Regions from separate parts of the Homo sapiens genome. Here all the other regions are linked to region 4. A link is a loop called in an ENCODE intact Hi-C map of the cell type or tissue named here. Cell type or tissue: endothelial cell of umbilical vein. All regions are shown on one strand.

Region 1 (8,000 bases), 170 kb before region 4:
TAGAAAACAGACATGCGTTATATATATTAGTTAGAATGTTAATATCATATTCTCTTTTCTCTTAAAAATTAGTAAATATATTAAAATCGATCAGACCTTTTGGCTTCACAATGTATAGGTAGCTCTGATTTTCCAACAATACCATAAGATTCCAATTTCTTGATATTAATAGCCTGTATGTCAAATAAACACATTATAAATTTTACAGATACCAAATTGTATAATCACTAATAATTTTTTTGTAATTATTTTAGTTTGTAATAGTTGTTGTGGACAGTACAGACAGAGAGAGGATTTCTGTAACTAGAGAAGAACTCTATAAAATGTTAGCGCATGAGGTAAGTAAGTAGTCTTTTTACATTAGATATGGGGAAGGGTATGGGAATCGATACTTTGTTTTCTAGTTTCTCATGAGGGTGCTATCAATTTCAAATTTTTAAAAATAATTAGTTATTTGCGGGCCACACTGCTCAATTACTCTGACATCTCCCAGTTTGGAAGTGTATCCAGAAGCAGCAGAAAGATTATGGAGTAAGTTGCAGAACTTTATTTCACTTATCCTAGGTACATTTGGTTTCACAATTTTCCTGGGCAAAAGTAATTTCTATAAGTGGCTTTCATTTTGCATTTTGAATAGATTAATTATACAGAGGATTATCATTGGAAATGAGATTTTAAAGTACCTGGGTGCTTAGCAATTCTTGATTGTTACTCAGCAGACTAATATTTAAATGTAATTGCTGTTAGGTTTCTCTGATATTGTCCCTTTGACTAAACAAAACTAGATGACTAGCCACATTTTCTTAGTCCTTGAAAAATAACCTGCCAGGCACAGTGGCTCACTCCTGTAATCACAGCACTTTAGGAGACTGAGGTGGGGGGATCGCTTGAGCCCAAGAGTTCAAGACCAGCTGAGCAACATGGCAAGACCCTGTCTCTACGAAAAATAAACAAAATTAGCCAGGTGTGGTGGCATGCACCTGTAGTCCCAGCTACTCGTGAGACTGAGGCGAGTAGATCGCTTGAGCCCAGGAGGTCAAGGCTACAGTGAGCTGTTCTTGCCACTGCACTTCAGCCTGAGTGACAGAGTGAGACCTTGTCTCAAAAAATAAAATTAAAAATAAATAAGTAGAAATAAAAATAGATTTAAAAATTAAAATTTTTTAAATAGAAAAATATTACGGTAACATAAATTTAAAAAACTGAATAATATAGTCAACTTGATAACTATAACATTATACTGTTTATATAGTATTTAGTAAAATTGATTATTTTTGGATATCTTATTGCAGATGCTACTTTCTCAACTCATTTATAGATAGGAATAGAAAAGTTAATATTTAGATATATAGAGTTTTTTATTTCAGTGGAATTTTTTGCAAAGCTTAGGAAAACACGGATATCTTTGTAGTGAAGTTTTATGTTAATTTTGTTATTGATTTGATGATTTGCTTTTGAGATTTGCTTTAAGAATTTTGTGTATTTCAGGCAACCTTTCAGGGCTTTAGGGAACCTAAGCTAGTAAAGTAGTTTTGTAAATTGAGGTTCCTCATTTCCTTATGACCACCAAGATGCACCTTTTCCTATTTTGGACTCTAATTCCAGCAGCTGTGTTTAAACCTCCTGGAGATTTACAGAAATACGTCTTGCCATTCTGTGTTCATTCGCCAGATTCATTGCTAGTTGGGATACAAGCAATAAGCCGTAAAAGAGGCAGAAGACAAAGGCTTTTTTTTGTTTGTTTTTTTTTCTTTTCAAATTCCTATTTTGCAAAAATGCAGCATTTTTCAGTTTATTCCAAAGGGTGGTTTTATGAAGACTTTGGAAAAAGAAAAACTGATACAAATGTTATTTGTCTCTGGACTATATCTTTTACTTTGTTGACAGGTAGTCTCCCTATCTGATTTTTACTCTAATTGGCCAATATGCAGCAGGATCACTATATGAAGAGCCCAGTAGTAGGGTTCAAAGTCTTTGATTTTTACTAGCTGGGGGCATTAACTTACATAGGTCACTTAACGTTATCTGTTATGGGTGACTACACTGGGGCCCAGAAAGGTTATGTGACTTGACTAGCTTTTTAAGAGCCAGGTTTTGAACTTGAGTATTCTCATTCAGACTCTTTATTAGCAGAAGTAAAAAGAAGACCTAAGTAGGGCCTAGTTGGAAAGTGAAAGGAGACTGAATGAGGAGATGACCAGAGAAGAAAGGAATTACAGATGAAGTTGGGAGTTTGAGCAAGGTACTCAGTAGGGTCAAGAAGAGCCAAACAGGCAAAATTCTGCAGAGAGACAAATGGATCAAAGAGTGAGAATGTGTGAGTGAAAAATAAATGTAGACATGATGTTAGTTGGATGTTTCTTACATACTACATAAATCAACAAAATCTTATTGTCATCACTGATAATGACTCTTTACATTATTACAAAATACAAAACTGTAAAAATTTTAAAATAATTTTCAAAGTTTTATCATAAATGAAGTATACAACTTTAGAACTCATTAATTTTAAAATGGTTCCAAACACCAAAGTCTGAAATTTTATTCAGAATGACTCAACTTCTAGGAGTTACCTTCACAAATGAAGTTTTTTTTTTTGTTGTTGTTGTTTTGATACAGAGTCTTACTCTGTTGCCCAGGCTGGAGTGCAGTGGCACCGTATCGGCTCACTGCAACCTCCATCTTCTGGGTTCAAGCAATTCTCCTGCCTCAGCCTCCAGAGTAGCTGAGATTACAGGCGCCCACCACCACGCCAGCTAATTTTTTTATATTTTTAGTAGAGACGGGGTTTTACCATGTTGGCCAGGCTGGTCTCGAACTCCTGACCTCAGGTGATCTGCCCGCCTCAGCCTCCCAAAGTGCTGGGATTACAGGCGTGAGCGCCCAGTCCCCAAATGAAGTTTTAAGAAACAAATTGACAACTATATATGGTATATAGAAGATGCTAAGTAAATGTGTCTTGCAATTGCTGTTATTCATCTCCTTGATAAAACTAAAATATATCTTAGACTAGAAATTTGTAGCAGAAGTGGTTTTAAAGTGTTTGAAATGGTTTATGTACAAAAGATCACCGTTGTTCACCTTATACTTTGACCTCTTGTTAAGTCACGTTGATGAACAGCCTTAATTTAATATATCTATTTTCTACTGTTCTAATATATACATATTTGGTTTTGAGGTTATATAATAAAAAGCAAATGAAGATTTTCTTCTCTTTCTAAATATGTAAAAATTGATAAAATAACTTCTTAGAAGTCAAGAACTCTAAATTAAAGTTTGAACCTTTTAGATCTAGAAAAACTGATTTAAGATATTTGGAGACCTTTTATTAAATGGCTTTGTTTTTTGTGTTTTTCAATTTTCAGTTCAGGGGCTTCTACAAATAATTTCATCATTAAGAGTGAATACAGATTACTTATAATAATATAAACCGTGTGTCCTAACTTGTGCCAAGTATTTGTCAGAAGGTTGTTCCTTCAACATGTCAACATTAGCAAACTTGACCTATATAAGACTTCAGCACACACTAGCAAGATGTACTGAAACTGAGAAGATAGGAAGTTAGGAATTAAATCCCATGGAAAGTCCATCTACTTATTGACTCAGCCACATAACAACTATTGATAATGGTTTCTTTGTGTTTTTTTGAGACAGAGTTTCACTCTGTTGCCCAGGCTGGAGTGCAGTGGCGCTATCTTTGCTCGCTGCAACCTCCACCTCTTGGGTTCAAGCTATTCTCATCCCTCAGCCTCCCAAGTAGCTGAGAGTACAGGTGTGCACCACTACACCTTGCTGATTTTTATATTTTCAGTTGAAACGGGGTTTCGCCCTGTTGGCCAGGCTGGTTTCAAACTCCTGGCTTCAAGAGATCCACCCACCTCGGCCTTCCAAAGTGCTGGGATTACAGGTGTGAGCCACCACACCTGGCTGATGAATGGTTTCATTTTCTGTTTAGGAGAAAAGAAAAAATATTTACTGTATATCCTTGATAATGACTATATGTATACAAGTTATACTTTATCTCTTCAAGTTTTTTGCCTTTGATATAGGCAGGTGAACTGAAATATAGGTGAAACTAGTTGAACATGAAATCTTAAAATTGCAAACATTGTAGCAGTATTCCTTTCTGACCATACTTAATGAGATAACTATATAAACTGTGGTAGCATTAATAGCTGCCATCCTGCAGAGGGCACTGTAATTAAAGTCAGTCTTGATTGTTATATAAATATTTTACATAACTCCTTTAACCAAATAAGAAATACAAATATACTACTAATGTTTTTATTTGCATCAGAAAGAATCATCAAAACTGTATTCTAACAAAAGTCATTTTGTATCTGCTGAAGATTTTATTTATTCAAACACATACATTATTGAAACCAAAATATCTCAGTAAAATCCCTAAGAAGACAAATGCCATTCAACAGTTGTGAAAACTTGCAAGTGTGGCACCAAAACCTTAATTTTATATCTCTTAATATGTAACAGGCAGAATTTTATGAGGGTTTCACTTGCTAATTGAGTACATCCTTCATGGATTCTTGGCCCAGTATCCATGTAGGGAATTTAGGCTATTTATTAACACCCTCAAATTGTACATAAACTTAAAAAAATTTTGTGTATATGCATATGTGTGTTTTGGGGGGAAAGATCTGTGATTTTGAACAGATTATCAAGGAAGTCCCTGGCTTTAAAACTGGCAGGTAGAGAGGAGTGGGGCAGGAAGAGACTAAGAACTTTTGGCCTGTTTAGTGAGTAAAACATTATACCAGTTATTTGGAGTGTGCACAATTACATTCGGAAAAGGGTTAATGCAGTAGGTGTCTTGCTCAGATCAGATACTCAGTAAAAGATATGAGGAACAAATTCAGAAAGCTTAAAGAACTTGCCTCTGAGTCATAGCATTGAAGTGATAGAACTTCTAATTGGGGAAACTTGATAAGTTTAATGCCACTCCAAGATGGCTGTATTACATATTCAAATCTAAGAAATCTTCATATACAATGACAGAAATTAGGGTGAATAGGATTGGTTTAGGATAGAACTTCAACTGAGAATTAAGCCCTAAGGTTTTAAGGCATACATTGTAATGAATTCATTTATTTCCTATGCAGCTAGAAGGTACTAGCTGTGTACATTATTGGGAGATTTGCAATGTAGTCACTCATCGTTTTCTTTGGAGCTTAATTCTCTTGTGGAATCCTGATTGGGAAAGGCTGGTTTAGGAGGTTGGAGGGAAGGAAATACATGCAAGAGAAATGATTTGAACAACATAGAGATGGCAGTGCCCAAAACTGTTTAGAGAGCAGTAGGATAGGTTGCTAATTACAGCAGAGTACTTATATAGGAGTGATGTGAGGTAAAGCAGAAAAGTATAGGCAAGATAAAATTTTGGAGAGCTCTCAAGTATTAGGCTAAAAGGTAGTTCTTAGCCATTTAAGCCTAATTTTGGATTTAGGGGGTGGGTGGTGTATATACTGGGAAACATGACTGTTAAATACAGCACTTAGGACCATAAAAAATTGTTGTCTGAGACTATAAGAAATATGTAAACACATACAAGTATAAAAAATGTGTTATCAGCCTAGGCACTGAGATGCTTTTATGTCACATAGTTGAGAAATTCTTGTTTACTAAGATTGTGAAAAAGATTCTGTTAATGAAGTTGAAAAATATGTGGAAAATGTATTGGCCTTTACAGTTTTATTTGCTTTAATAGGACCTAAGAAAAGCTGGATTGCTGATTTTTGCTAATAAACAAGATGTTAAAGAATGCATGACTGTAGCAGAAATCTCCCAGTTTTTGAAGCTAACTTCTATTAAAGATCACCAGTGGCATATCCAGGCATGCTGTGCTCTAACTGGCGAGGGGTAAGACATCTTCCTCTTAAATGTTATCGAACATTTATTTTGCTTAGTAACATGTATATCTTCTTTAAACTCCTAAATATTTAAGGCTATTGTGTATAAAACATCGTAAGGGACAGACGTAAGCTGTAGTTCATGTCTATAATCAGAGACTTTTTAGGGTGGTTCTGTAAATAGTAAAACAATATAAACATAATACACATAAACCTACTGAACATGGAAGCATGTAGCTGTTATAATTGCTATAGGAGCTCAGAGAAATGGGAGTATCAGTGAGAGCTGGAGAAGTTAGGAAATACATTTTACGATGATAGTGGAACTGAAGACCTGACATGTGCCGAGCATGTCCTATGTCTGGAGTGTTTTCCATATAGTGCTTCATTTAATCCCCATAACAGTCCTACAGAGTAATTGTTTTTAAGTGATATTTTCTGCATAAAGAAGCTCAAATCAAAGAGAATTCATGTCTGAGACTACTTTGGGTTTATTTACTGTTGGAACTGATGCACTTAAACAAAAGAAGGATTGGGGGAATTGGAGAGAGTGTAGCAATGATGGTCCTTGGTTCTGGAATGATAGATGTTGGAAGAGAAGTGTGTGCCTATAGTAGAAGTTTGCCCTGTCTAGCACCCAGAGATGAAAGTATTTCAAGAAGGAAGTGGTGTGGTCAGCATTGTCAAATCTAAGGTCAAGGACCAGGAAGATGGAGAGGATGCCATTCAATTAACAACAAATGAGTACATTCAACCAGTTTGTCAGAACAAATTCTGTGCATTGAGAAAGTGGGCATGAGGTAAGTGTAGTTTAAAGAGGAGGTAGATTTTAGGAAGCAAAAATAGCTTTGTAAACTCTAGAGTGTGGCAAGAAGAGGAAGGAAAGATAAAATAGAGGAGGTTGGAAATAGGATAAAAAGCTAAAAGGAGGACCAAACTAAAGTACAATTTTTGTTGCTGTTTTTCCAAAATATGGTGCATCTGTATATATAGTCATGCACCCTATAATGATGTTTTGGTCAGTGATAGACCACATATATGACAGTGGTCCTATAAAATTAAAATACTATATGTTTACAATAACTGTTCTATTTTTAGATATGTTTCAGTACAAAAGTTCTTACTATTGGGTTATGGTTACCTACAGAATTTAGTACAGTAACATGCTGTATAGGTGTGTAGCCTGGGAGCAACAGGTTGTATGGCACAGAGCCTAGGTGCATACTAGGCTATACCATCTAGGTTTGTGTAAGTACACTCTGATGTTCACACAATGATGAAATCACCTGACACATTTCTCAGAATGTATCCCTGTCATTAAATGATGCATGATTGCATTTAAAAGCAGAGGAAAAGAGAAATAAGCGGTGAATTCTAAATAGAAGTCTTAAGTTTGGGGTTGAGGTTCTTGAGGTGTTAGGAAAGGACAAAAGCATGGGGTATAGATGAATTAGCTGAAGTGGGAGAAATTGTTTTCCTTTCAAGACCACGATGAAGGGTGAACCAAATATAACGAATTATTGAAGGCAAATCTTAATAGAAGGCACTGTTACTGACATTTGGAAGAGCATAATTAGAACCTTAAAAAAGGTTTTTTAATTAAAAAAAAACTGTTCATTAAAAAAATCACAGATAATACCAATTATCCATGTATTCATTTAAGTAAAAATATGTTAAGTATTTCTTTGTCAAATAGTCTAATATATATATCTTTGTCAAGCAAAAGCATGGATTTATAATATTTGTCAATAAAGACACGTCATCTAGGATTGACATAAGATTTAATTTATATACTTTGATAATTGTATGGAAAATGTATCATTAGTATAGATATTAACTCAATTTCATTTTAAAAAGAGGTAAAGCAATTTTGTTTTAAAAATAGGAAAATAATAGATGAGTTTGGTTTTGAGAGAAATGTTCTGTTTTTCTTTTATAGTTCAGCTACCTTGATCTAAATTATTGGTTTTAGTATTGATTAGCGTTTTGATTCAGTGGATTGGAGATCACAAACTTCAGTGTGTGGCTTCATTTGACTCCTACTTTTCCCATTTGCTAACATTGCCAACCCTGGGTTTCCTCTGTAACATTGGAAGGATTCTGATCTCAGTGTTGTAAAGATTAATTAAGAGAATG
Region 2 (8,000 bases), 130 kb before region 4:
TTTTAGAATAAATTACTTTAATTCTTTAGAGACTAAAAAATGCTACAATTTAAAAATTAATATATCAGTTATATTTTGGGCAACTATTATATGTCAGACATTGTGGCAGATGTTGGAGGAATGTTCAGCTAATTTTCTGAAGGCCACAATACAGAGATGCTTTTGTGGTTCATTTAAATATGAGTTTATGTTTGGCTGTCAATGAGAACTCACATATATTTCTCATCTCTCTTTCCCTGTGATATATTTATAAAGCACATCAGTATAGGTAGTGTACTTGAATGGCACTGTCAGAACATCCTCTAAACCCCGGAGTTAAAATTGATGTCCTGCTTTCAGAAATAGCCAGGTAAATCCTTTCACTGGTCTAAAACTCTAAAATGAGCTTCCTCTATCTAGTAAGTCATCCATTTTACTTTGGCTCATCACATGCTATTAGAAAGACAGTCTTTCACTGCCCAAGAGCACCTAGAATATACCAAGTTGATGAGAGTGTTTGGCTGAGTGGGGAGTTGGGGGTTGGACCATTTTAAAGGGAAACAATATCTCTAATGCTCAGTTAAAAAAATACACAGGGAGCAACTCTATACAACTCCCCTTCTATTCCCTCCCCCACACTCACCCTCAGCTCTGAATCAAAGGTAGGGTTGTTCCCCAAGCTGGTTTTCTTTTTTTCATCAGGGTATTACTCTGTTGCCCAGGCTGAAGTGCAGTGGCATGATCATACCTCACTGCAACCTCGACCCCCTGGACTTAAGCAATCCTCCTATCTCAGTACCCGCAAGTAGCTGGGACTATAGGAACATGTCACCCACACTCAGTTAATTTTTTAAAATTTTTTCTAGAGACGGGGTCTTGCCATATTGGTCAGGCTGGCTTCAAATTCTTGGGCACAAGGTATCCTCCTGCCTCAGCCTCCCAAAGTGCTGGGATTACACGGGTGAGTCACTGTGCCCAGCCTTCAAGGCTGATTTTCTAGCAAGCTCTCAGGTGAGGCCAATGCTGCAGGTCTATCGACCACACTTTGGGTAGCAAGAGTAGGCAATGTCACCTGTCTCAGAAGTGTTTTATCTTAGTATCATGCACCCTGTGCCAGCCTGGATGACATCCCAGGCACAACAAGAAAAACATTGATGAACCTGACATGTTTGTGCTATTCTAATGCTACGAGTGGCAAATCCAGAATAGAGACCTGGTTGTATTCATAAGTACTGTACTCTCTTTACAGTAGTAATTTCTAATAAGGATGATGCTGATGATGTTAATAATAACGGTAGCTAACCTCTTTTTTTAGTATTTATTGTGTGTCTGATAGTGTAAGTGCATTCCATGCATTATTTAATTTAATGCTACCAGTAACTCTGTACAGTAGGCACTAGTCTAACCTCCACATTTCACATGAGGAAACTGAGGCTCAGAGAAGCTAAGCAGCTTTCCCAGGGTCACATGGCAGGCTCACAAGTGTAATGGCAAATATTTCTCTGCTCCTTGAAGAGGATTAGCAAGTCCTCCTTATTGCTCCCAGACAGTTGAGTGAGGGTGCTGAGCAGAGAGTTTTAGTCAATGGAAGGATTTACCTGGCTGTTTCTGAAAGCAGGACATCAATTTTAACTCCTTGGGTTTTGAAGACGTTTTGACAGTTTCCTCCAAGTATACTCCCTATAGTAATATACTTTTAAAATATATCACAGGGAGAGGGAGATGAGAAATATCTGTAAGTTATCACTGACAGCCAAACACAAACTCCCTGCTTACAAGTTTGTCTTCTTTCTTAAAACTTCAAAGTGAATACCTCTGGGATATGGGGACAAAAGTTGTCCTCAGGAACCATGAGTCATAGTGACTTTAGGAAATGATGATTTGACACCAGACAGCAGTAAGTGAACTATTTCAAGATGTCTCAGAGTCTTAGTGTTGGAAGGATCCTGGAGGCTGAAGTCCCCTCAGCGTTTCTACTCAGGGGCTGTGCATTCATGTTCCATACCCTTTGAGCCACAGCAGCCACTGCCGTGCCAGACAGGCTGCTGCTTTTTCAGGCAGCTCTAGTTGTTAGGAAGTCTTTCTCTGTATTAACTTCCCTGGAACTCTCTTAAGCCTCATTCTGCCCTGTGGAGGCCCTCAGATTCTGTCTCATCTGTCCTCTGTATGACACTAACATATGCCTGTTTCCAAGTTCCAACTCTAAGGTTGCCTACTTCTGACCTAAAATAAAACTGTGAGGGGTGTTCGTGTGTGTCCTCTGGTGCTTGAACATTGAACATGCATGTTTATGCCCACACTTGCTAAGTGCTAGCTGGGCTCATTGATTTTTCTTTTCTTTTTTGTTTTTTAGAGATGGGGGTCTCACCTGCCATGTTGCCCATGCTGGACTCCAACTCCTGGGTTCAAGTGATCCTCCTGCGTCAGCCTCCTGAGTAGCTGGGGGAACTATATGTGCAAGTTTGTTCATTTTAAAGGTGGCTTTGCCCAGTAATCTCTAGCTGGGAGCATCCACTGACCCTAGGAGCTAATGCACAGGGGAGGATGAGAGGTACTCCTGGGAGGGTGAGTGCCTTTGGGTTATCTCAGTCCCTGGCACCTTCACGGGGGGGTGGGCAGGCAGATGAGCTGTCATTCTAGAAAGTGCCAGCTATGCCTGCACACTCCTCTCAGCCTCGAAGGCACACACCCTAAGCTCTGAATCAAAGGTAGGGCTGCTGCCCCAAAGCCGATGTGGCTTGTTAAGAACTTGAGAGACTGTAGGTCATGCAGTCACAAGGGCATCCACCAGAGATGGGGACAACCAACAGGAGACCTCAGCCTTGGTGCAGGCAGTCTAATGAGGGGCCCAGCAGTGCTGTTATGACAAAGGGCTCTGAGTCAGCAACGCAGCTTGTTGGTGGAGCTACTGAGCAAAGCCTCTTACCTTCTCTGCTTCTTCAAGGCCCAGTGCTTTATCTGTCAAATTTGGAGAAGATCTCTGCCTTGTAGGCTTTAAATGTTTACTTAGTAGCTCTCAACTTCCTTTCTCTCTTGGCTCAAATTTTGAATGTTGGGGCAGGAAACTACTACTGAATATCATTTACTTGAGATTTCCCTTGTGGCCCATTAGAAGGAGTGTGTGTGTGTGTGTGTGTGTGCATGAGAGAGACACAGAGAGAACACACCAAAGGCCACTGTGGGTGAGGGTGGGGTGTTTGGATGAACACCAGTCTGGAAGAATCAGGACCCCTGGACTTCTAGGCCTGACCCCACTGCTCCCTGGTCATGTGGCTTTGGGGAAGCCACTCTAACCTTTCTAGGCCTCATTTTCTCCATGTCTAAAATGAATACCATAAATAAGAAGTAATTTCTAGTGTATTATGCTACTCAAACTTCTGTTCTCATTTGTTTTTGTGTGTACCTTCTGCATGCCAGGAACTAATTCACAGCATGAAACAAGCCCCTGCAGTCCCAACTCTTAGCAGCCCGTTCCCCCTGGGAGAGGTCAGGTCACACCCAGATAGACAGCTCTACAACGGAAGGTAGAGGTGATGAGCAGCATGCAGGCAATACGGCAATACAGCGAGGCAGGGGCGTGGAGAGCGATGGGCAGGCGCTGTTTGAGCAGGGAGCTTAAGCACTTGAGGCAGTGAGTCCAGAGTGTGGCCTGAGCACGGAGGGGCAGGAAGTGGGCCTGAGGCAAGGAGATTGGATTTCATTCTAATGGGAGGGCTTTGTTTTTATTTCCGCCTTCAGAGCTGTATTTCAGTCCATGTGCAGCAGGTTAAAACACTGCTCCTCCCATCTCCTTCCCCACTCTGTGGTGGTGGTGGTGGTGGTTTTGACACTGAAGGGTGGAACCCGGAGGTTGGGGTGAGGAGGAGGGAAGGATGGAGAGGGTCTGGCAGGGCTTCTTGGAGAGCATGTGGAGTTGATGGCAGCGGAAAGAGGCAGGAAAGGGCATGCATTCCAGTTCATCTTGTATTTCCAAGCTCTGAAGTCACTATTTAGAAGAAGGAGATAAGCCCTATTTCCTCCACTTTTCCCTTTTCCCTTGTATTTTCTCCTGGAGTTAGAACACAGAGAGAATTGATGTCAATGCCTATGATTTGTCTCTCAGCTAACTTTTAAAGTATTTGCAAGGCTGAATGATTATGTGTTGTGCATCAAGTGTTCCTGTATTATCTCCCAAAGCCATTTTTTTCCATGAAACCTTTTGAAATCAAAGAAGAGAATCACAACTCTCCTGGCCTCAGGTTTTTCCTGAGGTGGCAGAGGTGTGGCGTGGACAGGGTGGGCTGGTACAAGTGGGAACCTATTTTCCAGAAGGGTGAGTTCAAAGGCTCAAAAATAAAGAAGCAATAAAATAAAAAAATAAGCAAATAAAAGAGCAAGGCTGGGGCTGGATAAATGAATCTAAAGAAAGCAAAGAGCAAACACAAAAGACCCACATTGCTCAGCTACTTCCCAGACCTCCAATCAGCATCAGCCCCTCCATTACCTAAACTTGGGCCAAGTTGAAAGACTCGAATTAACTGGCTTTTGTTTTGTCTTTTCTCACAGCTCACCTTCCCTAGAAGCCTGGAGTGGAGGGTGAGTCCCAGAGGATGGGGAGCAGGAGGGAGGACAGAAATGTGGACAGAGTGATGCCCACTCCCTAATTAGCTCCATAATGTCTGAGACTTGAGCTTGAACTTGCTTTCTGTAAGCAAAAGTGGCCCTCTGGCCATCCCTAAATACTCAACCAAAGACACTGCCCAATCCTCAGCAGTACAGATAAATGCCCTTTTCAAGATTTATCCATGTGGACCACACTGCACATAGATGCCACTCCCTGACTCAAAACCTTCAAAAGTATCATAAGGGCCAGTAAGATTTGATCCAGGTGGTATTCCTAGCTGTCTCCTGCCCATCTTCTCCCATCGTTCTCTCCCAGCCTCCTTGGTTTCTCTTTTACTTGAATAGCACATTCCTCCCTAGGGCCTTTGTATTTGCTGTTTCCTTGGTCCAGAAGGGTCTCCCTCAGTCATGCACTTGGCTCCCTCTCATTTCATTGAGGACCGTGCTCCAACTTCTCCTTCTTGGGGTCTCTCTGGCTCTCCCAGATAGCTTGTCCCTCCTGTAAGAATATTTATCTGTCTGTGTGCATATCGTCTATCTCCTTCATTAGGATGTAAGCACAGGAGGCACAGGAAGTCGTCTATTTTAGTCATCACTGTATCCGTAGCACTGCAAATGGTTCCTAGCACATAGTTGGCACTTAATAAATATTTGCTGGAAAAATGCTTTGATTTGTGGGGCAGAGTCATACTTGCTGGTCTACCCAATGTCTCCAGCACAAGCTCGTTTCACATGCCTGCAGGTATCATTTGCATTGATTATATCTCCTGGTTGTGTGTGTGTGTGTGTGCATGTATGTGTGTGCATTTGCATAAGAATTGCTTAGTAAAAGTGCTACTTTTACTTGATTTTTGAAAATTGCAAAATAGCCATGACTACAAGGTGAGGAGCCCATTTGGCCAGCAAACAGAGGGAAACTTGAGAACTTCAGGCCTTGCAGGTTTCCCCTAGTGCCCAGTGAGGTGGGCCGCCATACCTCTCTGTGGTCTCAGCCTGGCTACAACAGAAGGGAGATGCTGCCTGTGATGTGTCTTGTCTCTAGGCAGTGTTGAGGACGGGTCTCAGAGAGGGGCTCCACCAGAGCTGGTGGTGATGGGAATAATAACATATGGACCCAGATCACCCACCCCCTCATGGCAGCTGGGCCTTGTGGCTTCAGCCACATGGGCTTGGGGAGTTGTTTGATTGCATGTGTGTTTGGTTTCCCTATTTACAAGGAGCAGTTAAAGGTCATGAAGAGACCTCAAGACCTCTGAGTTCTCTTCACTTGGTTTCCTCTTTCTTTCCCAGGGGGTACAGTCCATGCTGTGTGAAATACCCACAAGACCGTGTCAAGAGGAAGGTATACCTGAATACCTGTATACCATTCACACAGCTTTCAGTGACTAGGCCTTTTCGTCTGGTCCACTTTCATAAGCAGTGACATTATTTAGCATCTGCTAATCCAAAATTCACGAAGTACATATATTTTTAATATTTTAGGCCATTCAATAACTACCGAATGCCTGCTATCATGCATTAAAATTTTAGAAACCAAGTTCTGCTTTGCCTTTCAAGAGAAAAATCGCGATACGTAAAAAGAGAGGGGCGGGAAATAGAGCAATTCTACAGTAAGCTTCCACTGGAGTAACCCCAAGTGAACTCCGTACAACCACAAGGGCTTTAAAGACCATGGTCAGAAAACCTCTAGGCAAGATTATTTTTAAATGTTTACAAAAGTATGTTCATGTCAGGTCTATGCCAATATCTGATTTTAAGCAACATGCCCCCAATTTAAACCCCAGTCTGGCTAACCCTCTGGCAAGCTACTGAAATCCACACTGCTTGGCAGGTAGACAGGCCTGTGTAAATTCAGAGAGAAAGGCCCCAGAGTAACCAAGTGTCACATCTAAAACACTTGTACCCAAAAGTGTACAATCTAGATGGGTCATAGTTCTCTAGATTTTTTGGCATCGTATTATTCAAATCACAGCAGGCAATGGAGATTCTGACCACTGAACGTGAGGTATACTTATGGTAGTGTGGTCAGTTTAGAAGTGGCAGGAAGCATTTCTCTTTCTGGCAACTGATGTGAAGGCTAGCTGCCCTGAAAACTCAGATTATCTGGATCTTCTCTCAGGCAATATGGGAAACAGATGGTGAGCACATAGTCATTCTCTTTCCCATCTGATCCTCCCAGCAACTGTCTGTGGTTGACTGGGGGTGCCAGTTCTAAGTCACGATGGTTCTTTGTTAGAAATTAACCTATTTCCATCTAAGGATAAATAACAAAATACAACTTTTTCTAGTGAGGCATAAATTGGATATGTTTGAAGTTACACATTTTGAAGAATTGTAAATGTCCAATACTTCTGAAAACACATATGCTTTAATGAGTTGATTTTTGTTTTACTATTTCTTTTCCTTTTGTTACATGTCATCTTTCCATAGCTGACATGTTTAATAATATATTTTCAATCTAATGGTTGCATATACAGTAAGAGTTGCATTAGACTAATTGTAAAGATCATAGTATATCAAATCAAATGGTGTTTACACCAAAATCAGAAACCCATACACACACTCTACATATGTATATGTACAAGTGTTTGTGTGTAGTGTATGGAGAAGCAGAAACACTGAGTTACAGCTTTTATCACCCAAAATGTGCACTTAACATTGAAGTGATACTCATCTTTAATTACAAGGAATTGTTTCCCAGGCAAATCAACCAGTCAAGTCAATCGTCTATGACTTACTTTATAAAAGATGGAAAAGAAACCAGGTATGGTGGCTTGTACCTGTAGCGCCAGCTACTTGGGAAGCTTGAGCCCAGGAGTTCAAGGCCAGCGTGGACAACACAGTGACACTCAGTCTGAAAAAGACCAAAAGACCAAGTGTGTAGCTCAAGGCTGCTCAGAGGTAAGGGGCAGATCTGAGGCCAAGGCTGTGTGGCCAACTCAGTGTCTCAGATGCCCCAGTACCCTCTGGGTCTATTTGCTGCTGCCTTGGTTTTTCACACCTGGGAACCTTTGCATTCCTGTTAAGTTGGGAAGCAGTTCAGTATTCAAGGGCTAGAGGCTGGAGGTAAATAGGCAGTCAAGGTGAATCCCAGAGGCTCTTTGAGATCCATTCATTCATTCATACATGCATTTACTGAGCAACTATTATATGCTGAGTTACATAATACAATGCAAGGGACCTTGTTCTAACAGATGCCTGAATCTGTGAAAACAAATGAAAAAACAACTGTTTGTATCAGTTTCCTAGGGACAGTGTAACAAAGTAACAAAGTACCACCAACTGGGTGGCCTGCAGCAATAGACATTTATTGTCTTGCAGTTCTGGGTGCTAGAAGTCTGAAATCAAGGCGTCAGAAGGGCCAGGCTCCTTCTGAAACTTGGGGGTGAATTCTTCCTGTCTCTTCCAGCTTCTGGTGG
Region 3 (8,000 bases), 370 kb before region 4:
TCCTGGGCTCAAGCGATCCTCCCACCTCAGCCTCCCAAAGTGCTGGGATTAAAGGTGTGAGCCACCATGCCTGGTCCTTTTTCACATTTTTGATAAAGGCCTGATGGTGGTGGTTAAAAGCGCTGTTCATTTTCTTCATTAATCCTCCAGTCAGCAAACATTTGCAGAGTACTTACCAGATGAGGTCACTGAACTTAATGACAGAACCAAGGGAAGTTGCCTTTCCCCGTGCTAGTGCTGCCCAGCGCTTCACTGGAGATCTTGTTAAAATGCAGATTCTTGTTCAGTAGTTCCAGGGCAGGGCCTGAGATTTTGCATTCCCAACAAGCTCCCCGCTGCACCCAGGCTGCAAGAGATCATGCTTGGAGGATCAAGACCCTAGACTTGGGCCAGACTCCATATTAAGTGGCAGTGAGAGCAAGGGGGCCAGGTGGGAGATGAGAGAAGAGTTAGATAAATTATATATCACAGTTTCTGCCTTCAGGAAGTTCGTGGTTCTATCAGAAAAATAAAGAAGACTGGCTGGGCATGGTGGCTCATGCTTGTAATCCCGGCACTTTGGGAGGCCAAGGTGGGTGAATCACTTGAGGCCAGGAGTTCGAGACCAGCCTGGCCAACATATTTAGTAGAGACAGTGAAACCCTGTCTCTACTAAAAATACAAAAATTAGCTGAGCGTGGTGGTGCATGACTGTAATTTTAGCTACTTGGGAGGCTGAGGCAAGAGAATCACTTGAACCCGGGAGGCGGAGGTTGCACTGAGCTGAGATTGCACCACTGCACTCCAGCCTGGGCGACAGAGTGAGACTTCATCTCAAGAAAAAGAAAGAAGACTGAACAAAGCAAGGGAGTAAAAGTAAATTGCAAAATGGAGATGAAGACAATAGACAGTAGACAGTTCACACCACTGTGATGGCTTAAAAAAAAAAAGAACAAGTGTTAGAAAGCATGTGGAGAAATGGGAACTCTTATGCATTGCTTGTGGAAATGTAAAATGGTGCAGCCACTGTGGAAAAGAGTACAGGAGTTCCTCAGAAAATTATGTAGAATTGGCAGGGCATGGTGGCTGGCACCTAATCCCAGCACTTTGGGAGGCTGAGGCGGGCAGATCACTTGAGGCCAGGAGTTCAAGACCAGCCTGGCCAACATGGTGAAACCCTGTCTCTACTAAAAATACAAAAATTAGCTGGGCATGGTGGCAGGTGCCTGTAATCCTAGCTGCTCAGGAGACTGAAGCAGCAGAACCACTTGAACCCGGGAGGTGGAGGTTGCAGTAAGCCAAGATGGTGCCACTGCACTCCAGCCTGGGTGACAGAGCGAGACTCCGTCTCAAAAAAAAAAAAAAATTACGTAGAATTACCATATGATCCAGCAATTCCACTTCTGAATATATGCCCATAAGGACTGAAAGCAGGAATTTGAACAGGTATCTGTACAACTGTGTTCACAGCAGCATTCTTCACAATAGCCAAAATGTGGAAGTAACCCAAGTGTCCATCCACAGACGGATGGCTAAAGAAAATGTAGGATACACATACAACAGAATACTATCCAGCCTTGAAAATGAGGGAAAAGTTTGACTCGTGCTGCAACATAGGTGAACCTTGAAGACATTACGCTAAGTGAAATAAGCCAGGCCCCAAAGGAAGAATGTTTTATGGTTCCACTTATATGAAATATCTAGAGTAGTCAACTTCAGAGACACAAATTCTAATAGTGGTTGCCAGGGTTTGGGGGAGGACAGAATGGAGAGTTAGTGTTAAATGGGTACAGAGTTTCTTTTTGAAAAGTTGAAATGGAAGATGGAAAAGTTCTAGAGATGGATAGTGATGATGGTTGCACATCAATTTGAATGTAGTTAATATCACTGAACTGCACACTTACGGATGGTTAAAATGCTACATTTTGTTATGCATATTTTCCCATGATTTGAAAAATGGTTAAAAAAAAGGCACATACACAAAAATACAATAGGTGGTAGAGTTGTCAGCGGAGAGGGATAAAATGGTAACAGTAAGGCCTTATTGACAGACCAGGTGTGACTTGCCGGCACAAAGTACTTATTAACTCATCTAACTTATTGCTCATCTCCAGCAACCCTCTGAAACAGGTACTTATTAGCCCTGCTTTATAGATGACACAACTGAGAAAGGGAAGATTACTTAAGGCTCTACTAGTCAATGGGAAGTTTCTAAGGTAGCCGTGTAATTGAAGGTGGACCTTGGAGGAGAGGCAGGATTGGGGTGGAAAGAGGATAGGAGGTATTCTAGATAGATAGGAGCTGGCTAAGGAAAGATCCAGAAACTGGTGGGAACTTAAATATTCAGCTGCCATGACGATGGTTGGTATGTAGGGTTCGTATGAATGAAACGTGACTACCAGGGCAGATAATGAAAGGCTTTCAATCCCAGAGTAAGAGATATAGGGCCAGGCGTGGTGTCTCATGCCTGTAATCCCAGCACTTTGGGAGGCCAAGGCAGGTGGATCACTTGAGGTCAGGAGTTTGAAACCCGCCTGGCCACCATGTCAAAACCCTACTAAAAAGTACAAAAATTAGCCAGATGTGGTGGCTCACACCTGTAGTCCCAGCTACTTGGGAGGCTGAGGCATGAATCGCTTGAACCCAGGAGGCGGAGGTTTCAGTGAGCCGAGACTGCATCACTGCACTCCAGCCTGGACAACAGAGTGAGACTCCATCTCAAAGAAAAAAAAAAAAAAAGAAAGAAAAGAAAAAAGAGAGATATGGAACGGGGGCATCAAACTCAAACTCAAGTGTTTTCAGAGGCCAGCAGGTAACAAATGTGAGACAAGTGGCTTAGTCCAGGTGACAGGGAGTAGTATGGACTGTGGCAAGCTGAATAGAGCACATCCCACCTGAGACATTCAGATCTCAAACATAAATCCTGGGCAATGTGGGCCACTGATGGGCTTGGATGACATTGAACTTCTGATGGTGAGGTTGCTGTGCCCTTTGAAGGCATGCAGAGTGGTGTCGAGGGCATATGCAAGACCACATGGTATATGAGGCATATCTTCCTGGCTGTGTCAATAGCACTAGAAGATTATGGGTAAAAATTGATGCACTTTCACTAAGTACTTAAAAAATGATTTTTATGGTATGACAAAGACAGGTGGAGTAGAATACTAATGATAGCGAACATTGTTGAATGCTGACTATGTGCCAGGCACCGTTCTGAGCATTTTGCATATATTATCTCCTTCAGTCCTCCAAATAGCCCATGTACTTGGTTCCATTGTTATCCCTATTTACAAATAAGGAAATGGAGGTGCAGAAAGGGGAAGTAACTTGCCCGAAATGGTTGTGACAGAAATCTGGGACACAGTGGTGGTTGCACTTGCACTTAGAATTAACTCTGAGTTTCCTGAAAGCTGTTTCTCATTTATTTTGTCATGGCACTGTAGTCCAAGAGTAATTTAAGAAATGTTTCCATTTTTATTGTAGATTTAGAAATACATGTGCAGGTTTGTTCCAAGGACGAGGTTGTGTGGTGCTGAGGTTTGTGTTTCTATGGATCCCTTCACCCAGATCATGAACATAGTACCCAATAGGAAGTTTTTCCGCCCCCCTCACTCCCTCCTTTTGAAGTCTCCATTGTCTCTTGTTCCCATCTTTATGTCTGTGTGACCCCAAATTTTAGCTCTCACTTATAAGTGAGAACATTCAGTTCTTGATTTTCCATTTCTGCATTAGTTCTCTTAGGATGACAGCCTCCTGCTGCATCCACATTGCTGCAAAGAACCTGATTTTGTTCTTTTTATGACTGCCTAGTATTCCCTGATGTATATGTCCCACGTTTTCTTTGTCTGATCCACCACTGATGGGCATGTAGGTTGAGTCCATGTCTTTGCTACTGTGAATAGTACTGCGATGAACATACACATGCATGTGTCTTTATGGCAGAAAGATTCATTCTCCTTTGAGTAGATACCCAGTAATGGAACTGCTGGGTTGAATGGTAGTTCTATTTTTAGTTCTTTGCAAAATTTCCAAAGTGCTTTCCACAGGGGCTGAACTAATTTGCATTCCCACCAACAGTTTATAAGCATTTCTTTTTTGCCACGACCTCACCAGCATCTGTTATTTTTTGACTTTTTAATAATAGCAATTCTGACTGGTGTGAGATGGTGTCTCATTGTGGTTTTGATTTGCATCCAAGAGTAATTTAAATAGGGACCACTAGATGTCACTACCCAGTGCTCCTTAAGAAAGAGAAACAGACAAGAAACGCCGCTGTGGCTCTGCCTTGAAGAAACAGAAAAACTGCTTAACCACTGATATTTATGGTCTTCCTATTGAAGAATGCTGATGTGACCTGGTTGCCACAGTGCCTCTGACTCCTCCCCTATCCCCATTGTCCAGCCCAGCTAAGTGGTGCTGCGGGAGCCCTATTCTGCTGGTAGATTTTGTAATTTCAGGAAAACTAGAAGGGACTCTGTCATTTCATAAGTCAACTCCTTCCTGCATCAGCTGCCCACTCCACTGAAGGCAGGAGGGGCAGGATTGACTGAAGGAGGTTTTGGTTGTTAGCATGTGTGTGTGTGTGTGTGTGTGTGTGTGTGTGTGTGTATGTATGTAAAGTAGGGGGGACACGGGGGTTGTTTCCAGTTTTGAATAACTCAGGACCTGCTCTTGCACATTGGTCTAGTGCTTTCAACTAAGACCTTCCTTAACATGGGGCTTGCACAGGGCAGAAGTGTGACCAATATATGCTAAATTAAGTTGCACAGAAGGGCAGGAATGGGGCTTCTGCACAGAACATCGAAAAGGAGAGGAGGATCTTGGAAGGGACTAGGTAGTGCCTGAACCTCTCAGGGCAGTGGGTAGGTAGAGGAGAGTTTGCCAGGGGTTCATTCAGAGGGAAATAAAGGAAGGTGTATGGTGCCCTCCTCACAGGTACCCGACTTACTTATTCAGGATATAGCTATGGAATGTACATGTTCTTCAGGTACCTACAAAGATTTGTCAAAGTTGAGCAAATCAACCAGGCACGGTGGCTCATGCCTATAGTCCCAGCGCTTTTGGAGACTGAGGCAGGAGGATCACTTGAGCCCAGGAGTTCAAGACCAGCCTGGGTAACAACGAGATCCTGTCACCAGACATGGTGGCATGTGCCTGTGGTCCGAGTACTTGGGAGGCAGAGGTGAGAGGATTGCTTGACCCCAGAAGTTTAAGGCTGCAGTGAGCCTTAATGGCACCATTGCACTCCAGCCTGGGTGACAGAGACCATGTTTGTTTGGTTTTTTTTTAAAGTAAGGTTTTTTTTTTTATTAATTTCTCTTTAAAATATTCCTTTTCCTCCATCCCAGCATCCTCAACTAACTTAAAAATCTTCCTTCTTTACTGTAAATATTTCAAGAATTCTGTATATCTAAATATAGTCAATACAATGATGAATTACATTTTTATCCAGTTACCTTGAGGCTGGAAAACGAAGAGAGGTTTCTCTAGAACACTGTGAAAGGTAACCCATACCAAAATAGAGCAGAGAAGGGGGAGGAGGGAACTGCCGCAGAAAAACCTTAAAGCTTTCACTGAAATGTGTCTCCTTTCTTTTGGAGAGGAGGTCAAAATATAATAAGCGCATCAAGAGCTGTTTTGAAAAATGGGGCTGTGTAAGTTATGAGAACAGCTGTAGAGATTTTTTTTTTTTTTTTAGATGGAATCTTGGTCTGTCGCCCAGGCTGGAGTGCAGTGGCACAATCTTGGCTCACTGCAACCTCCACCTCCCTGGTTGAAGCAATTCCCCTGCCTCAGCCTCCCAAGTAGCTGGGATTATAGGTGCATGCCACCAGGCCCGGCTAATTTTTTTTGTATTTTTAATAGAGACAGGGTTTCACCATATTGGCCAGACTGGTCTTGAACTCCTGACCTCAGGCAATCTGCCTGCCTCAGCCTCCCAAAGTGCTGGGATTACAGGTGTGAGGCACCATGCCCGGCCGAGATATGTTTTTAAAATCTGGATAATAAAGCAAATGGTATAGATGAATGTCTTTAAATTACAGGAAGAAAATGGTATCAGGCAAAACTTTATATTTTCCATGGGCCCTGGAGATGGAAATTCATTTGCTTGGGAGTGGAAAGCATGCTTTGCATGATGTTCATTGATGGAATGTATTTTAAAAATGCAGAACCTAATTGGGGCTCTCAAATTTTCTACCCTTATTAATTCAAATGGAGACTTTCTGCTAAACTCAAAAATGCAAATACTAAGTTATTTCAAATAGGAATCCTGCTAACACTAGTACCTCTTTATTGCATGTAACCACAGATGCTTCCTTTTGAGTCCTTGGTCATCACTAACACCACATAGAATGGTATCAAGCTCATTTTGATGCTGCTGTATCTATTTGGTGTGAATGATAATAGCCATACTGCACATTTGAATCACACTATCACATGTGGTTACATTGAATTCTTACAGCAACTCTGTGTGGTATAAGGTACACATTGTTAAATATATTTGATAGATGATAGAACCAAGTCTCAGAGAGGTGAATTAACTTGACCAAGGCAACAATTAGTTAGTTGGATAAGTTGCATATTTGATCTCAGAAGAATTCTTATTAAAATGAATAGATTCCAATAACATTTTGCTTTGGGGAAGTATCTGCAAAATCTTCCACTGCAGCTATTTAGGCCATGGTCGCTGTATAACCTCGACAGTATTTGCTGTATATATGAACAGAGAAAGACCCACACAGATACATCTTTGATTTATATCAGCTCCACATGATTTGGTATTAAAAAAATTGTCTTCCTAAAAAAATCATATTCCCAATTCATTGAATCAAGAAGTGCCATCACATGTGTGTGTATATGTATGTGTGTGTGTGTTTCAAGTAAGAGGACGAAAGAGGACAGAGGAACAAAAAAAGCCTCTTCTCTTTAAAAATGTTGCTGTACTGCAAGTCAGCCACTGCTGAAACTCTGAGATGGCTTTTGTTTTAAAATCTCCTGGGACTTGCAGATCGTGGAGGTGCGGCATTGCTGTTCATATCCATGATCATGCCTGAAGCACACACGGAAAGGTTGTGAGCAGTCCCTCTTGTAGGGGTGTGTGGCATGTGAAGACTTTGGTGTGCTGTGGATCACTCCTTGGAGAAATGCTCGTTGTTAGCACAGTTAGGTTTTTGCTGGCAGAATGGCAGAAGCCAGCTTTCTAAAATGACTACCTCTCCCGCACCTCCCTGCTATTTTTGCATTGGCATCCTCCTGATGAGGATAGCTCTTGCTGACCATTTACACTTATTTACATTCTATTCCACAGCCCATAAGAGCCAGCTTTCCTAAGCTCCTTCCCTGACATCCCAGACTCATGTAAACATCATCCTCCGGAAGCACTTGTTACCCGTAAAACTCATTCTCTTTTTTTTTTTTTTTCTTTCGAGACAGAGTTTTGCTCTTGTTGCCCAGGCTGAAGTGCAGTGGCATGATCTCAGCTCACTGCAACCTCCGCCTCCCAGGTTCAAGCGATTCTCCTGCCTCAGCCTCCTGAGTAGTTGGGATTATAGCCATGTGCCACCATGCCCGGCTAATTTTGTATTTTTTTTTTTTTTTTTTTTTTTTTTTTTTAGTAGAGATGGGGTTTCACCATGTTGGTCAGGCTGGTCTCGAACTCCTGACCTCAGGTGATCCACCTGTCTTGGCCTCCTAAAGTGCTGGGATTACAGGCATGCGCCACCGTGCCTGGCCGACTCGTTCTTTAACTGATGGACGCTACCCTGCCAGATGGTGGTTTTATTCAGGTACATACACATTTCATCTCCCTGCCTTTAGTGTGAATTTCCAGAGGGCAGGGCCTGAGTCTCAGGCCCCATTCTTGCTGCCCTCTCCTTCCACCACCCCTTGGCACTCAGCCTTTGGCCAGGCCCAGTTTGTTGAGAGGCAAGAGGCAGGAGGCTGTGGTTAAGGCCATGTGCTCTGATCCCGACCTCCTAGGTTTGAATCCTGACTGCTACTTACTGACCGTGACCTTTGGT
Region 4 (8,000 bases):
AATGGGTGCAGCACACCAACATGGCACATATATACATATGTAACAAACCTGCACGTTGTGCACATGTACCCTAGAACTTAAAGTATAATAAATAAAGGATTTGCTCACATTTCTAAAAATTTTTATCTTTCCATTTCTTTTGTCTATGAATAAAAAAAACTCTAGATTTTTTTCTTTATTTCCAAAATATGGGAAGTAATCATAATTTAAGAATAAATGACAATCACAGAAGGGTTAAATACCATATAATGAAATACCTACCTGTCATTAAAAATCATGTGTATAGGTCAGGCACCATGGCTCACACCTGTAATCCCAGTGCTTTGGGAGGTCAAGGCGGGAGGATCACTTAAGGGCAGGAGTTTGAGACCAGCCTGGTCAACATAGCAAGGCACTATCTCTACAAAAAACTTAAAAATTAGCCAGGTGTGATGGCGCATGCCTGTAGTGCTAGCTACTCAGAAGCTGAGGTGGGAGGATCACTTCAGCCCAAGAGTTGGAGGTTGCAGTGAGACATGATTGTACCACTGCACTCCAACCTGGGCAACAGAGAGAGATGCTTTCTAAAATACAAAACAAAACAAAACAAAAAAAACAGTCATGTGTGCAAAGACTATTTAATGACACATAGAAATGCTTATATAATAACTGAAAAGAGCAGGCACAAACCCATATACAATATGACTTCTAATTATATTCTCACACACGAATCATAACAAATTATTTTAGTGGCAGAATTACATCTTAATTTTTCTTTTTTTTCTGTGTGTATAAATATACAGACATTCTTTGCAGGCAAAGATAATTTTTATTGAATCTGCGGTACTTATCTAGAATTGTGCCTGACACATAGTAGATACTCAATGAAATTTTGGATCATTGAGCATATAAAACCCATGCAGGAGAATTTCATTTTTATTGTCATTGTCATTGCAGCATAATCTCCTGAAATTTATACATCTAAAAATTAAATATTTTAAAAACAAATTCTAAATTCTAACAGAATGACTTTCACATTAAAGAATGTATTAAAGTAATGCCTATCTATATGGTATATATTTTATATAAGATATATATTTCATATGTGATGATATGTGCTATATTTATTTTCTAAATTGTTTCTACATCTATCATATAATTTACATATTCAGGGAAAATTTTTTTTTTAATAAATAGAGCAAGTTAGGCTTAGTGATTGCTTTTTACTAAAAGTTAAAACAGATGACTATCTGTCTTTTTCTTCTTTTAGTTCAAGTACAAAGAAGGCTATCGTAAGCAGCTCGGCCACCACATTGGTGCCCGAGCTATACGTGATGACCCCAAGATGATGTGGTCCATGCACGTGGCCAAGATCCAGAGTGACAGGGAGTACAAGAAGGACTTTGAGAAGTGGAAGACCAAGTTCAGCAGCCCAGTGGACATGCTGGGGGTGGTGCTGGCCAAGAAGTGCCAGACCTTAGTCAGCGATGTGGACTACAAGAACTACCTGCACCAGTGGACATGCCTGCCCGACCAGAGCGACGTCATCCATGCTCGGCAGGCCTATGACCTCCAGAGCGATGTGAGTACTGAGAGTCATAATAACGTGCAGAGGTGGGAAATTATTTAACACCCCTTGGAGAAAATGGCAATATATGGCACAAGCTCACCAGCCCCTGGAGGAGGCAAATAGCATTGCCTTTATCGACAGGAATTTTAATCCTTTAACCCTTCAGACCAAAGAGGAATATTGTGTGATACCTGGCCCGTCCACCAAACTAAATTTTGAGAGTGCTTTTACTTGATCTCTTATCCTTCAGATGAAAATGCATTGCTGATACAGAGATAAATATTTATTGGCTATTTGTGTCAACAGAATATGTACAAGTCTGATCTCCAGTGGATGAGAGGCATTGGCTGGGTGTCCATTGGCTCTTTGGATGTGGAAAAATGCAAAAGGGCAACTGAAATTTTGAGTGATAAAATCTATCGCCAGCCTCCAGACAGATTCAAATTTACCAGTGTGACTGACTCTCTGGAACAAGTGTTGGCCAAAAATAATGCCATCACTATGAACAAGGTGAGACTTCAAAATTAAGAATCGAAGTGGGGCTCCTAAAGCTGAATCAACAAAAAAGAAACATTAATGAGGAAAGAAAGAACATTGAGTAATAAAAGGCATCTATCTATCTGTCTATGTATCTATTGGCTTCTCATCTATCTATTAATAACTGATATATATCATGTATATTTTGATATTTAGTCATTGTTTCATGATTTTGATAAAGTAGCATATTTTATCAAAAAATAGTCTGCATAAAATATGCTTATTCTCATTTTCCTTTTGTTAACATACATTTCAGATTATTAGAAGGCATTTATAAATACACATTCCTTTATGAACTTATTACCCGAAGATGTGCATAAAACACATAATGTGTATAAAACACATAACCTTTTCTTTTTTTTTATAAAGTTTTTGTGGCCCTAAAATTCCTATTAACTATACACAGAACTTTTTTCCTGATGAATTTGTGTATTTTTTTTGATAGCGTTTATACACAGAAGCCTGGGACAAAGACAAGACTCAGATCCACATAATGCCAGACACACCAGAAATTATGTTGGCAAGAATGAACAAAATCAACTACAGTGAGGTGAGAGCAGATTCTTTGACATTTGCACACTGCTGCTTATTTCAGTTGATCTACTCTATGATGACATGATACCAAATGACAGCTTTAGAAAGAATCTTTTTCATGTTTCATGTGAATAACAACTCTTGCATTTCTCAATCACCATCATAAATGTCAAACTTTATGCAATATGAATTATCATTTAGGAAATACAAATGACATGAACTAATTATTTAAGCTGTAACCATGAGATTATGTAGACCATTTTCTTTTATTATTTTTTTGAAGTTAGGATATTAGCAATTGACCTATACATGTATCTCCCCTTTATGCTAAAGCATAACTGTAGTAAATATATTTTCCATATATTGTTCCTAAGTGTGGTTTAGGATCCAAATTTAAGATTTTTAGTATATAAGATTAAAGGCAAGAACTAAAATCCACAGTACTACCAGGTAACCCACACACACACACACACACACACACACACACAGAGAGAGAGAAATATCTGTCAGTGTAAATATTAGCAAGCCCATTTCCTTTCACTTTCAGTGTGCACAGGGCCACGTGCCATCATTCCAGAATCATAGAGGCTTAGGCAGAGAGTCAAGCCTCCACCCTAGTGCAAAGGTACCCCTCCCCACAAATAGGTTTTTGACCTGCCTTTGCTTAAGGGTTCCCAGTGACAAGGAGCTGATCTCATAAATCAGTCCATTCGTTCTGGAAAATTTATGAGAAAGCTTCTGATGTATTGAGTCACAACATTTCTCTCTGTAAACTCACATAGTCCTCTGAAGCTGCACAGAACAAATCTGTGCCAACCCCCAGAGATGGAGAGCAGCACCAGGGTGCCTCCCCTGCCACCTTCACCCCAGGTTCACCTTCAAATCCAATATCCCAAGCTGCGGGGCATTCCTCACATGACATCACTAGTAAAATGTGACTCTCAGAACTGAGCAAAATACTATGAGTGGGGAATGACTGATGTAGAATACACTTAACTATCGTATTTCCTCTTCTGGACATATGACCTCTATTCTGCATCCTGTGCTCCCAGGATACATTGGCAGCTGTCACTGCTGGTGCACACAGAACTTGAGACCAACTTAAACTCTAAGACATCTTATGTGGACTAAAGTTAGGTTTCTTCCATCCTGCATTTATGCGTTTGGTAATTTATCTCTGTTCAAAGATTGGCATTTATCTCTGTAATTTCTTCTTCTTAGACTGAGCCTGTGGGTATAAGCCTGTGGAGATTTTTGTGAATCTAAGATTCTGTCAGCTGATGTGTTAGTTATTTCACCTGGCTTTGTGCCACCAGCAAGGAAAATATTGTTTATTTGGCAGCATAAATCAACACACAGAGCATAATTTAGAGAATTTAGATGGAATTGCCACCATCTTAAGTAATTATTTTGGAAGTGAGACTGTAATTTTAGTGCTTGTATAGCTAGCTTTTAATTGTCACCAAAAACTAAAAACATCAAGTCTTACTCCCCTGTCAGAAAGGACTGAATTATTAGCCAAACCTATAATATAGGTCCTGTTACAGGAAACCATGCATTACATGTGCAAGAATTTCAGGAAACAAAGGGCTCCCCCTGTGTCTAGCTAGTCAGCATTTCTGGATTTCTCAACTCTGTCTTTGCTGAAAAAGCTCAGAGATGTGTTAGTGCGGCTACTCGGCTGCCAGTCCCAGGAGGCCCAGGTGCCCTTCCCCATTTTGCCCGCAACCCCCTATTCCACCCACCCAGACTGGGACGCTGCCATGGGCGCTCCCCTCTGATGTTAAAAAGAAGAGAACTTTTTGGCTGCTTTCCTATTTTCTGTAGAATTAAACACCAACTTCTTAGAATGAGGCGTTCACAGTCCAACTCTGGGCTATTCTCAGCCCTCTCCTGTGAACTCCTCCCTGGGGCCTCACCCACTTCCTTCAACACCCCTCCGCTTCCCCTCCACAGTGGTGCCTTGATTCACGTGATTTCCTCTGCACTTGATGCCACCTTAGTCTACTGAAACTCTGCTCAAAGTCTAACTCAAAGGTCACCCCATCTTCAAGAACTTCCCTGATTCTCAGTTCAGAATAAATGACTCCTTCCTGGAGCTCTTCATTATTAGTGTGGTTTGACTTTTCAGCAGTTGCTTCCACAGGTTATCAGTCTCTCCATCAGTTCTCCCAGGAACCTTTAGGTTGAGAGGGGTCTCAACCTCATCTTTGATTCCCAAGTACCCCGCACAGTCAGAGACACAGGGTCAGGGCAGAATAAATGTGAGTTGAATTGATTGCCATGATCAACAGTTAAGCCTTTCCCTCCCACCCACATTTTACCATGCTAGAACTATGAGTTTCAGCTTAATTTTTCCTGTAATTTTTAAACTGGATTTATTGTTTTAACTAAAATTTTTTAAAACAACCTGTAATATGTATATATACTTAATTCAACATAATTTTTAAAGTAAAAAATAAAGGTGCATTGGGCTTTATGGGTATCTTTTTTTTTTGTTTTGTTTTGTTTTTTGAGATGGAGTTTCACTCTTGTTGCCCAGGCTGGAGTGCATTGGCACAATCTCAGCTCACTGCAACTTCCGCCTCCCAGGTTCAAGTAATTCTCCTGCCTCAGTCTCCCAAGTAACTGGGATTGCAGGCATGCACCACCACACCCAGCTAATTTTTTTTATATTTAGTAGAGATGGGGTTTCACCATGTTGGCCATGCTGGTCTCGAACTCCTGACCTCAGGTGATCCACCCGCCTCTGCCTCCCAAAGTGCTGGGATTACAGGTGTGAGCCACCACACCTAGCCTCATTTTTGAGTCTTCACTTCAACAAACATGCAGAAGGCTTAGAACTCTCAAAAGAAAGATTATTATAGGCACTGTCTGTGGAGAACTTAGTGAATTGTCTTAGTCCTCTGTCAGTTTTTAGATATAAATGTCAGCATCTGATTTTTTTTCCCCCAAATTTAGAGTCTGTACAAACTTGCTAATGAAGAAGCAAAGAAGAAAGGCTATGACTTGCGAAGCGACGCCATCCCCATCGTGGCGGCCAAGGCCTCCAGGGACATCATCAGTGACGTGAGTTGTCAATTCCATTCTGAGTATGTGATCAATCTAATGTGGCATTTTCACTGAACTAAATCTTAGAAAAGAACTTTTCCTGGACCTTTGAAAATATATCCTGATATATTTGTGTAGGATTTTTCAAAACCTCAGTTTTAAGGGAAATGAAAATCTTGATGTTTATAAGAGGGATCTGTAACCTACAGGACACAGCGTCTTCTGTGAAAACTGGTCAACCAAAAATAGAGAAAGATTCATTCATGTGGACCCTGTTAGAGTGAAGCTGCAGGCTTGGAGATGCTTATGTAAGAATTATCACCGGCTTATAGAAAAGCTTATAGAAGATATAACTCATAAACTTAGGTTCTGCCAGTGAGATTCAGGGCCTGGCTTTATGTAACATTTGAATAGATAGTATTTTAAAACACATGCGGTGCTTGCTATTGAAATTTGCCCTTATGAAAAGAAGGCAGTTGATCAGTACCAGAGGTGACTGCTGACCTAAGGTTACACTCTTTTTTTTTTTTTTTTTTTGGAGACAGAGTTTTGCTCTTGTTGCCCAGGCTGGAGTGCAATGGCCTGATCTCAGCTCACTGCAACCTCTGCCCCCTGGGGTCAAGCGATTCTCCTGCCTCAGCCTCCCGAGTAGCTGGGATTACAGGCACTCACCACCACGCCCATAATTTTTTGTATTTTTAGTAGAGATGGGTTTTCACCATGTTGGCCAGGCTGGTCCCAAATTCTTGACCTCAGGTGATCCACTTGCCTCAGGCTCCCAAAGTGCTGGTTTTACAAGCGTGAGGTCACACTCTTAGCAATAGCTCCTAGCCATTTAGCACGTCTCCCAGAGCAAAACTGTCATCCTTTTCTGGTGCCTCAGGGATTCTTGAGGAACAAATGACGGCTCTAAAAATCAAGGCCCACTTGCTGTCCTTTATATTGGAATCTTATGTTAGTGACTCAACTTTATGTATGTTGGACCCTCCCAGCAAATGGACTTATGCCAATAATAATAAATAATGACATAATAATAACCAAGAAGTATTGAGAACTCTTTGCTAAGAGCTTTATATGCATTGTCTCACTTACTCTTCATAATTGCCCTAGGATGTAGATATTATCATTATCCCCATTTTGAGGATTGTTTAAGCAACTTGCCTCAAATCAAACTCCTAGTGAGTGGGGGAGTTGGGACTCTGAACAATCTCATTCCTTTCCACTGTACCATATTGTCTCTTGCTGACTCACCTACACTTTCTCGGTCAGTTGTCTTTGAGACTAGAAGCATGTATTTTGGATAACTGGCTTAGATTCCAGAATGAAGTCATTGGACATGAATAATAAAAACATTGTTGATACATGTGAGGCTAGAACCCATGACCTTATTAAGAGCATAATCTAACCAGTTGGGTTGCTATGTCAGTTTTACAAGTACAATCAGTTTTCAAAATGATGCCAAAAGCTTGCCACTGCCATTGAATGCATGAATCTAGTAAAATAATAATAATAATAATAAATTCTCCTCGGTTGCTACTACAGGTGATCCTTACAGGAATCAGTCACTCATTTTACTGTTTTTATTTTATTTTATTTTATTTTTTTGAGATGGAGTCTTGCTGTCACCCAGGCTGGAGTGCAGTGGCGTAATTTTGGGTCACTGCAAGCTCTGCCTCCTGGGTTCATGCCATTCTCCTGCCTCAGCCTCCCAAGTAGCTGGGACTACAGGCGCCCGCCACCACGCCCGGCTTATTTTTTTATTTTTAGTAGAGACGAGGTTTCACCATATTAGCCAGGATGGTCTTGATCTCCTGACCTCATGATCCACCTGCCTTAGCCTCCCAAAGTGCTGGGATTACAGGCATGAGCCACCGTGCCCAGCCTCATTTTACTGTTTATCAAAGACACCATTCTACCAAGTGCACCCTCTTCCTGACATGCTTTTAGTGTATAGAATCCAATTCTACAGGTTCCCTGGTTCAAATGTTCTCTCCCTGACTTCCACAGGTGACCTTTTCCCCACATATGCACTTCTTGTTTTCAGAGGTATCCCTTAGTACCAGGCTGTAGGTGATTTGGGGTATATACTACAATTACATGAATTCCATCTATTTTTCTACCTCTGTAAGGGCTTCCAGGATGAAAGCCAGGATACTGGCTTGAGTTAGTACTTGTTAACAAAAGTCAGTTGAAGTATGATGTAAGCAAGTTGATTTTGCACAGACTTGTGGCCTCTAAGGGGTTACAATAAAAACCTGATTTGTGCATTTTCATTTTAGTACAAATATAAAGATGGTTACTGCAAGCAACTTGGCCACCATATTGGAGC

Evidence for each region. Peaks named below come from ENCODE experiments on the same cell type or tissue, not always from the same donor. Only the 100,000 strongest peaks of a DNase experiment are listed, where the experiment ranks them.
Region 1: it touches region 4 in a loop (3-fold over the local background); 6 of 110 quality-filtered maps call a loop at or near these places.
Region 2: a loop joins it to region 4, with 6 times the contacts of the local background. A loop is called at or near these places in 3 of 110 quality-filtered maps.
Region 3: it touches region 4 in a loop (9-fold over the local background); 3 of 110 quality-filtered maps call a loop at or near these places.

Annotation. Positions count from the first base shown.
Region 1 is chr2:151,804,695-151,812,694 of GRCh38, reverse strand. It overlaps ARL5A (ARF like GTPase 5A), which reads left to right. Exons shown (of 6, transcript NM_012097.4): 4 at 255-338; 5 at 5,723-5,874. Among named protein-coding and RNA genes, the nearest start is that of ARL5A, 20 kb to the left of the region's middle. In endothelial cell of umbilical vein, a CTCF peak has its summit at 4,161 (motif pointing right); no DNase peak of the experiment used is centred here.
Region 2 is chr2:151,761,586-151,769,585 of GRCh38, reverse strand. No RefSeq gene overlaps it. Among named protein-coding and RNA genes, the nearest start is that of NEB, 31 kb to the right of the region's middle. RefSeq lists a silencer at 2,510-2,569. In endothelial cell of umbilical vein, no CTCF peak of the experiment used is centred here; a DNase peak (open chromatin) is centred at 3,745.
Region 3 is chr2:152,001,120-152,009,119 of GRCh38, reverse strand. The region is part of intron 2 of CACNB4 (calcium voltage-gated channel auxiliary subunit beta 4); the gene reads left to right. Among named protein-coding and RNA genes, the nearest start is that of CACNB4, 94 kb to the left of the region's middle. RefSeq lists an enhancer at 7,743-8,000. In endothelial cell of umbilical vein, a CTCF peak has its summit at 4,203 (motif pointing right); a DNase peak (open chromatin) is centred at 4,309; H3K27me3 peaks cover 402 bases.
Region 4 is chr2:151,633,916-151,641,915 of GRCh38, reverse strand. NEB (nebulin) reads left to right here. Exons shown (of 182, transcript NM_001164508.2): 61 at 1,250-1,561; 62 at 1,856-2,059; 63 at 2,532-2,636; 64 at 5,582-5,689; 65 at 7,951-8,000. Among named protein-coding and RNA genes, the nearest start is that of NEB, 97 kb to the left of the region's middle. In endothelial cell of umbilical vein, no CTCF peak of the experiment used is centred here; DNase peaks (open chromatin) are centred at 3,155, 3,635 and 4,065; H3K27ac peaks cover 1,882 bases.